2 separate regions of the Mus musculus genome follow, and region 2 is linked to region 1. The links are chromatin loops, found by intact Hi-C in ENCODE. Cell type or tissue: left cerebral cortex. All regions are shown on one strand. Links, peaks and the distances in the headings refer to the core of each region. The heading gives the core; the rest is flanking DNA. Region 1 overlaps 4932443L11Rik (a long non-coding RNA gene). Region 2 holds the start of Zfp958 (zinc finger protein 958).

The links. Peaks named below come from ENCODE experiments on the same cell type or tissue, not always from the same donor. Only the 100,000 strongest peaks of a DNase experiment are listed, where the experiment ranks them.
Region 2: it touches region 1 in a loop (2.0-fold over the local background); 7 of 42 quality-filtered maps call a loop at or near these places.

Annotation. Positions count from the first base shown.
Region 1 is chr8:4,159,598-4,163,991 of GRCm38, reverse strand. It overlaps 4932443L11Rik (a long non-coding RNA gene), which reads left to right. Exons shown (of 5, transcript XR_003947498.1): 5 at 933-1,619. Among named protein-coding and RNA genes, the nearest start is that of Evi5l, 4.8 kb to the left of the region's middle. In left cerebral cortex, for the core only: no CTCF peak of the experiment used is centred there; a DNase peak (open chromatin) is centred at 1,968.
Region 2 is chr8:4,611,973-4,616,366 of GRCm38, reverse strand. Zfp958 (zinc finger protein 958) reads right to left here and starts at 3,197. Exons shown (of 4, transcript NM_145591.5): 1 at 3,089-3,197. The coding sequence starts at 3,091. In left cerebral cortex, for the core only: a CTCF peak has its summit at 1,752 (motif pointing right); DNase peaks (open chromatin) are centred at 2,639, 3,243 and 3,690; H3K4me3 peaks cover 1,908 bases; H3K27ac peaks cover 1,281 bases.

The DNA.
Region 1 (4,394 bases), core at 303-4,302:
GCTGTCCTGAAGCTTGTTCTATATACCAGGCTGGGATTGAACTCACAGGGATCTGCCTGACTCTGCCTCCCAAGTGATGTGATTAAACGAATGCACCACCGCAATCCAGCTTTTATTTTAAAAAAATTTTTTTAAATTAGTTCAGTTTGTCTTCATGTCACCTGAAGAGGCCAGAAGAAGTAATTGGCCCCTCTGCAGTTGGACAAGCTGCTGTGAGCTACCCTACCTGAAGGCTGTGAAGCAAACAGGTTCTGTGGAATACAGCAAGTACTCTTAATCACCGAGCCACCTCTTTAATTGCTAAAAAGAAATTTTGGGAAATCTGAGGATGTAGCTCAATAGTTGAAAACTTGCTAAGCATATATGAGACCAAAGCCTTCATCCCCAGTGCCACAAAAAAGTTTTTTCCCCCCTTTTGGGACAAGACCTCATTTAGCTCAGGGTGGTCATACACTCAGTAGCCAAGGATACCTTTGATCTTCTGACTCTCCCGTGTCCACCTCTTAAGAGCTTTAAATACAGGCAGTGCCACCAGTTAGGTTTTATATGGTGCTGGGCTTGAACTCACAGCTTCATGCATGCTAGGCAAGCACTATACCAACTAAACCACACCCCCAGCCTAGTTAATTTTTATTGTTTTGAGATGGGGTGGTGGTGTCTGTTCCTCAGGCTGGCCTGAAACTCCAGGGCTCAGGGGATCCTTTGGGTTCAACCTTCCAAACAGCAGGGCTTTAGGCATGTGTCATGGTACTCTCCATGTACATAGTCACTTGTATCAGGAACACTGTTTTCTCTTAGCAGATCATTGCATCCACACTGAGGCCTTTCCTGACTTGACTCACCCCAAATAGGGAATCCACAACAGACCAAAGTAACAATTTGACTCAAGTCAGCTTGGTGAACCATTGAGGTTTTCTTGGGGTTACTTACAGGAGCCAGGACGACTCAGAGGCAGCTGTGTTACCAGAACAACACCCCAGTATGGCTGAGGACTCCAGGAAGCTGCCACCTGAGAGCTCTCTGCAGGACTTGTAGGCAGTGCTGTAAGTGGGTCAGAGCCCTATTCTCCGTCTGCAGCAGCAGGTGTTATCGTGACCTTGGAGGAGGGACCCTGGTGAAACTTGTTCCATTTCACCTTTCCCAGACTTGTTCTCTTACTTCCTGAGTCTTGAAAACCTCCTTCCTCTTTCCTGGAGGGTGGAAACGGCTGTGTGACAAGGGGGTTATTTCTATACTCTCAGGCCCTGTACCATCTACGTACGATTCACTCGCTAAGATCCCCACGCTCTTTGTTGTTTGGTTTTTATTTTTATTTCATGTGTATGGGTGTTTTGTCTGCATGTATATCTGTGCACCTTGTGTGTACCTGGTACCCAGAGCGGCCACAAGAAAGCACTGGATTCTTTGGACTGGGTGTACAGATGAGCTGACCTGTGGGTGTTGGGAAATAAATTTGGGTCTTCTGGAAAAGCAGAATGTCTCTGTGTGCTCTGTGTGTGTGTGTGTTTAGGTTGTAGGACACCTTTTAGTAGTTTTCTGTTTCTAGCATGTGGATTGTAGGATTGAACTCAGTACCCCAGACTTAGTAGTAAGCACTTTTACTCACTAAGGCATTGTGATGAACCCTACTAAAAATTTTTTTTTTAGTTAAAAAAAATTTTTTTTGTGACTTTAATTTTAAAAATTTTTTAACGTCTATTTTTAATGATGGTTCTTAAATGCTTTAACCTCCTTTTTTAGCCCACCACCCACCATCAGCAGTCCAGTTCAGTAGAGTCTAGTTAGCAACAGCGCTGACATGACCTAGCAGAGTCAGCCAGGCCTCAGCCTTGGGACCAGAGGGATGCCAGGAGAAGTTCTTGGCTATGCCTCTCTCAGGGAAGCAAAGATCAGTGAAGAGACCCACAAGTGTTGCACAGCAAATTCTACAAGCAAGCCTAGTTTAGCCTCTGTCACTTATCCAGAGAGTCCTATTTGTACTCTCCAAACAGCATATGTCCTCCACGGGTCTTGTCTCAACATATGTCTTGCCTCAGCTGACATCACTCTGCCAATCAGCCCAAGTCTGCGGGAGCGGCAAGAGACTGTAGCACACCACCAGAAGTTTTTGGTGTTTCTTTCTATGGAACTGAACTCCTCAATGTAAGGTGTACCAATACATGCATATCATTAGCAAAGAATCCATCATCGCATGTCCTTTCACGAGCTTGCTTTAACAGAACATCCTCTCTCCTGTGTCTGCTTCAGTGAAACGTTCCTTCATGAGTCTGCCTTAGTCTTTCACTGTACCCACTTCAGCTAAACATTCCTTCACATGTTTGCCCCAGCAAAACATCATCCAACTTATTTTCCAAAGAACCCTCAAGTTTCCACCTCACAGGATCTTTTATTATTATTATTATTATATTATATCTAAGTATACTGCAGCTGTCTTCAGATGGTGTCAGATCTCATTATGGATGGTTGCAAGCCACCATGTGGTTGCTGGGATTTGAACTCAGGGTCTTTGGAAGAGCAGTCAGTGCTCTTAACCGCTGAACCATCTCTCCAGCCCAACCTTACAGGATCTTACGGTGTAGCCCTGCCTGGGCTGGAATTCTCTATCTAGACATGGCTGGCCTCAAATTCAAAAGAGATCTGCTTGCCAAAGCCTCTAGATGTGAGCAACCCTAACCAGCTGCTCTTAGTATTTTGTAGTTTGTTTGTTTGTTTCTGGTGTATATTCTGTTTTAGGTTTTACAAGGACATTTTCCATGCTGGCATTTGCTCAAAACTCTATGAAGTGCTCATACCCTACCCCCTCACCTTGCACACTCAGTACTCTTCCAGTCAGTCCCCTTTGCAGCCTAAGCAGGTTTTCTTCTATTTTCATGTTGTATAGACTATGCTAGTTGGTCTTGGTGGTCACTATGACTGGATCTGGAATCAACTAAAGGTAAGCCAATAGAATTTTTCTGAGGATTTTTATTGATCAGATTGTTTTAAGTGGGAAGATCCACAGTAAATGTGTGTGTGTGTGTGTGTGTGTGGGGGGGGAGTTTGGTTGCAGCCTAGAGAGAGGTTCCAGAAGGAGAAAGTTTTTGCTTCTTCTTGCCCTTCTTGCTTTACTTTTGTTGGTAAGTTCGTTTATCCTGTTTTTGCCTCTTAAAATATTTTACTGATGTTAAGACCCAGTTTTGGGCTTCCAACATGTACAGAAGACAGAGGCTCTACAGGAATCCTCCTGCCTTCAGCACACAGAGATGGATGAAGCACACAGCCTGGCATAGTGACTCTTTTCAGTGTAATATAGTTATTATTGAGCTACCCAGACTATCTCATGTAAGCTAACCTAAAAGACCTTCTCGTTGAATTATATTTTTACTTTTTACTCATGTGTATATGTTTATGTAACTGTAGGCAAGTGCATGTCTAGTGCCCATAGAGGCTCAAGAGTACATCAGATCCCCTGGAGCTAGAGGTATAGGTGGTTGTGAGCTAGGAAACAAACTTGAGTCCTCAGTAAGAATAGCAAGCACTCTTAACTATTGAGACATTTCTCTAGCTCCAGAGCCCTTTTACTATATATTCATTCTATCAGTTCTGTTTCTGTAAAGACCCCTGACTAATATATTCCATACATAATTTTATCTACCTCTACCTCTACCTCTATATCTAGCCCTGACTGGCCTGGAACTCACTCTGTAGACCAGGCTGGGCTCAAATTTGGAGATCTGTTTGATTCTGCTTCCTGATTTGCTGGGATTAAGGGTGTGTGCCACCACCACTCAGTTATTTATTTTAATTTTATGTGTGCATGTGCCCATGTGCATGCAGTGCTCATAGAGGCAAGAAGAGGGAGTGAGATCCCCTGGAACTAGAGTTAGACAGTTGTGAGCCACAGTGTAGGTTCTGGGAATCAAACTTGTCCTCTACGAGAACAGGAATTGTTCTTACTTACTGAACCATATCTCCACTCCTCATTTTAAAAAATTAAACATTGTATTTCTGTTTTTGAGATTTATCTGCTCATTTTACTAGCTCACTTAAAAGTAACTAAATTTGCCATTTGACAATCTCATGTATGTACACAACACATTCTGATTATTCTCACCCCCACTCTGTTTAAACTCCTTGTCACCTCCATCCCCCACCCCTACAGATACATTTCCCATGTTCACTCTGTGTGTGTGTGTGTGTGTGTGTGTGTGTGTGTGTGTGACTGTAGAGTTTATCCAGGGTAGTCTTAATGAGCTTCCCATGAGTGTATAACTGAACCAGTTCTCTCAGAAACCGTGAACAGCACAAAGGTCAACAGGGATAGGCAGGACCCTCTGAGGGTCCTCTCCCATCGGTGACTGACTATTGGCAAGTCAGACTTGGACCTGCTGTGAGATGATGACTGCTGTGTCAGC
Region 2 (4,394 bases), core at 134-4,133, 450 kb before region 1:
CTTCAGAATGGTGCACTGACTCCCTTCCGCAGCAGTCTGCGATCTAGTTACTGCCTCCCCTGCTTCCCCTGCAGTGTACAGCAAACTGTTCCTCCTATTCTGGTCTGAAGACAAAAGCCATGCTCCACATGCAAACCCTTTTCCTGTTAGTGCAATGGTCATGACTCAAATGAGTGATTTTTTAAAACTCTGTTGTAACATAGCCATTTATCCTTAGAATTTAGGAAACTGAATCAAGCAAGGTCATTGCCCTGCGGATCAACTGACTAGGATCAAGGTGACCTGAGTCAACATAGCTTGACTCAGAAACATTTCTCGTTTACAAAAGACTGAAGATGCACCTGTCCTAGAACCTCTTCCCAGGGAAAAATCATCCCATACACAATTAAAGGATAATGAAAATCCCTTTCAAAATTGCATGCATTCAGCTCTGGCTAAGAGTAAAAGAGGAGCCATCCTAGAACAGATTCTGTATTCTACATACGCTATCACCCTTACGCCTCTTTAGGTTCAGGCCCCAGGTTATGTTTTGAACAATTTAAATATGAACTGGAGACTGCCAAGTCTAGCCACTTAGACAGACAGGAGATATACACAGTAAAAATATTCCCAGAATTATCCCTTAAGTACACCAGTGTCCTCAAACTACAGTGACAGGTCCTCAAAACTAAGTGACAGGGTGCCAAGTAGAAGGTTCCAGATAAAAAAGATAAGAAAAGTAGAAGATAGAAAATATAAAAGCTGGGGTGAGGAGGCCTTACACAAGCTGTTTTATACCAAGTAAGCTTCTTAGTAAGAACAGTATTTTCTATACTACTTCCAGGGGAAATGGGAGACTTCTTTGAAGTCAGCAGAAAATATCATACAAAGGACAAACTTAGGAGGAGTTTAATAAACAGGGCTGGACAGGGGAACACAAGGTCTTTCAAGAACAATATTGACCAAACCCACAGTAGCCATGGGACTGAGAGCCACAGCCCACTGTGGTGGGAAGAGCTGAAGCAACCTCTCCTGAAAGGCCCTGGCTCTAGACCACTACCAGCTCTCCCAAATATAGTCATGGCTTTAGAGAGTGTCTTACTTAGGGTTTTATTGCTGTGAACAGACACCATGACCAAGGCAATTCCTGTAAGAACAACACTTAATTGAGGCTGGCTTACAGACTCAGAGGTTCAGTCCATTATCAAGGCAGGAGCATAGCAGCATCCAGTCAGGCATGGTGCAGGAGGAGCTGCGAGTTCTACATCTTCATCTGAAGCTTGCTAGCAGAATACTGGCTTCCAGGCCGCTAGGATGGGGGTCTTAACCCCCAAACCCAGTGATACACCTACTCCAACAAGGCCACACCTACTCCAGGAGGACACCACCTTCTAAAAGTGCCACTCCCTGGGCTAAGCACAGTCAAACCATTACAGAGAAGGAGCTCTATTTTATTCTCAATAAATCAGGGCCTTAAGGAAAGCTGCCAAGTCCTAGGCCTCAGACTGTTACTAGCTCTGAATGCATGTTCCTGGGCCTGAGAAAAAGCTATGTCATTCTCCATACATGAGGGCTTCATGGAAAGCCTTGCTTTATCAGGACAGCCCTCAACACAACCAAGCCCTTTCCTTTCAAAGAGTTATCACCTAGCGTACTCTTGCCCATATGGCAGAACAAGAAGAAAATATACCTGTAGAGTACATCAGGTCTTTTTTTTTAATACAGTATTTCTTTCTTTCTTTTTTAAAGATTTACTTATTTGTTATTTATATGAGTACACTGTAGCTGTCTTCATGCATACCAGAAGAGGGCATCAGATCCCATTACAGATGGTTGTGAGTCACCATGTGGTTGCTGGGATTTGAACTCAGGACCTCTGGAAGAGCAGTCAGTGCTCTTAACCAGTTGGTTATGACCCTGTAATGCCCCCTGAGAGCAGCTTGATAGAGGCCTGTTTTTAGACCTAGTGGCTGGTTGTAAATCAGGGGAGTGTCCTTTGTTATGGTTTGGAACCATATTTCAGGACAATCCTAGTCAACAAACATGTGTATCCTAGCATCTTAATCTCTAACAGGTCTGGTTAGCATACTACTTCTCTGTAGGAAGTCTTAGCTTGATAGCCGGGCGGTGGTGGCTCACGCCTTTAATACCAGCACTTAGGAGGTAGAGGCAGGCAGATTTCTGAGTTCGAGGCCAGCCTGGTCTACAAAGTGAGTTCCAGGACAGCCAGAGCTACACAGAGAAACCCTGTCTCGAAAAAGCAAAGAAAAAAAAATTATTTGATATCACTTACTCTTTCTAAGCACTGGTAACTACTTCACATCATCTTCTACATTACAGCTAGATATTGGAGTGCTGCTACACAGCACTTGAGATACCTTGTACAACCTCCACAAGATTAACTCCAAATGGATCTTACACCTAAATGTTAAATGCTAAGAACTTGTAGAAGACACTAGAGAAACTAGGGCTATCCAAGTTTGTCTTCCTGCCAAGGATGTTTCTACACAGAAGACCCTGCTTCAAATGCACTGATCCAGCCTCCAAAGTGAAGTAATTCTGAGGCCACCACGAGGTCCAGGGAGTGACTAGAGACCAGAGGGGGTGCAACAGGCTGCCGCTTCCCACTCAGCCCCAGGAAGGACCTACCACTCCAGCTCCCAGCTGCTCAGTCGCCTGCTTCTCCCCTTTGCAGACTATGACCTTGCGCTCACAATATCAAGATTTTGGATCTTGTCTGATTTCCCCTCACAGCATCCAGCAGCAGCACACAGAGCACAGCACACCAGATCAGTCAAACCTGCTCAGCTACAGAACGGAACCTGCAGCAGGGCACCCCGGGGGAGCTGGGGGGGGGGGGGAGACCCTCCTCCTCTTCTGACTGGCAGGTGTGCCTGCAGGCCCTGATTGACCAACAAGTCTTGAACATCTTGAGTACCTCCGTTAGGGTTGGAGCGTGCTGAAGTGTCCAGGGCCAGACCATTTCCAGATATACAAAGATCCGCATTTCCAAAGTCCTTGTGCCTTCCCACCCAGCCTCTGGGGAGGACCCACCACTCTCACTCCGGCTGCTCTTCCCCTTGCCGTGGGGAAGTGACCCTGCTCTCACCATGCCGTGACTGCAGAGCTTGCCTGAGCTCTCCTAGCCGCACCAAACAGCAGTACACAGAGCACGTCACACGGAACCGTTCGAGCTTCTCAGCGGCGGAGCTGGACTTGCAGTATGGCACCCGGAAGAACCCGCCTCTTCTGACTGAGAGGCCTTCCTGGAGAACCTGATTGGCCAATGAGTCTTGAGTGACAGGAACACATCCCTTTGGGTTAGAGTGTGTTAAAGAGACAGAGCATAGTGGTTCCTGGGCCAGGCTTCCACGCCGAGGACCGACCTTTCCCAGATATGCAGAGATTCGCATTTCAATAGCACTTTTTCTTGTCCTCCAATAGCTACCACAGCCAGCCCTTAGGGAGGCCCTGCCACGGACCACCCCAGTCGGGTATGAGGGTTCCTGGGAAGAGGATCCTCGAAGGCTAGGTGGGTAAGGATTTGGCGGTGACAAAACAAACACAGAGGCAGTTTGAATCTGAATATATTTTGCAGTCCTCATGCAAGGGTTTTTATGCATAAAGAAACAAATATTACAACTCTGAGCAGATGTGTTCAGTGAAGCAGTCAGATAGAACATATATCATCATAGTCATTTGGCACAATAAAATACAGAATCATCCAAGAATTACAACTTCTCAAAAAGTGTGTTCATTGACGCAATCACGGATAGAACAGGTAATGAAAGAACTCAGTGGGGAAACCCCCACTCAGCTCCCGATTCGGCGTGCACCCAAGAATCGCGAATAGAACACAACACCTTGATGTAACAACAAGAGGTTTTTTAATGGCGGAGCTCCGGGTCGAAACGTATCTCACACAACAGGAGACAGTGGATTCGACCACGAGGCTTGGAAGCTAGGGGTTTTTATAGAAAAGGAGTGGGGCTGGGGGAGGAATTGGCGCGGTTTCACATGATTGGTCCATTTAAACATCAGCAGCCTGTAACATTTAACTTAGGTCAGAGGGGTGGGAGCTAGGGAGGCGATGGGCTTGCCCGGGCATGTCCTGGTCTGTTCTGCTGTGTTCTCAGCCCCAGGTTTCAAAGCTCACAAACAACTCTTTGGGCTATTTAACATACATTACATGAATTACAGTTTTATTTCCTTTCAGTAACATCATTGTTATTTGGCACAATAAAAATCATCTAAGGCTAGTGGCAAATTTCCAAGAAGAAATTAATACATTTTTAAGGTCAGTTATTGTTTAACATTTAGTACCTGATTTTTTGTAAATCTTCAAAGCATAAATTTAAACTATTTTAATTCTTTTTATTTAAAGGCTTCCTTAAACAATTTACCAAAGCCTACTT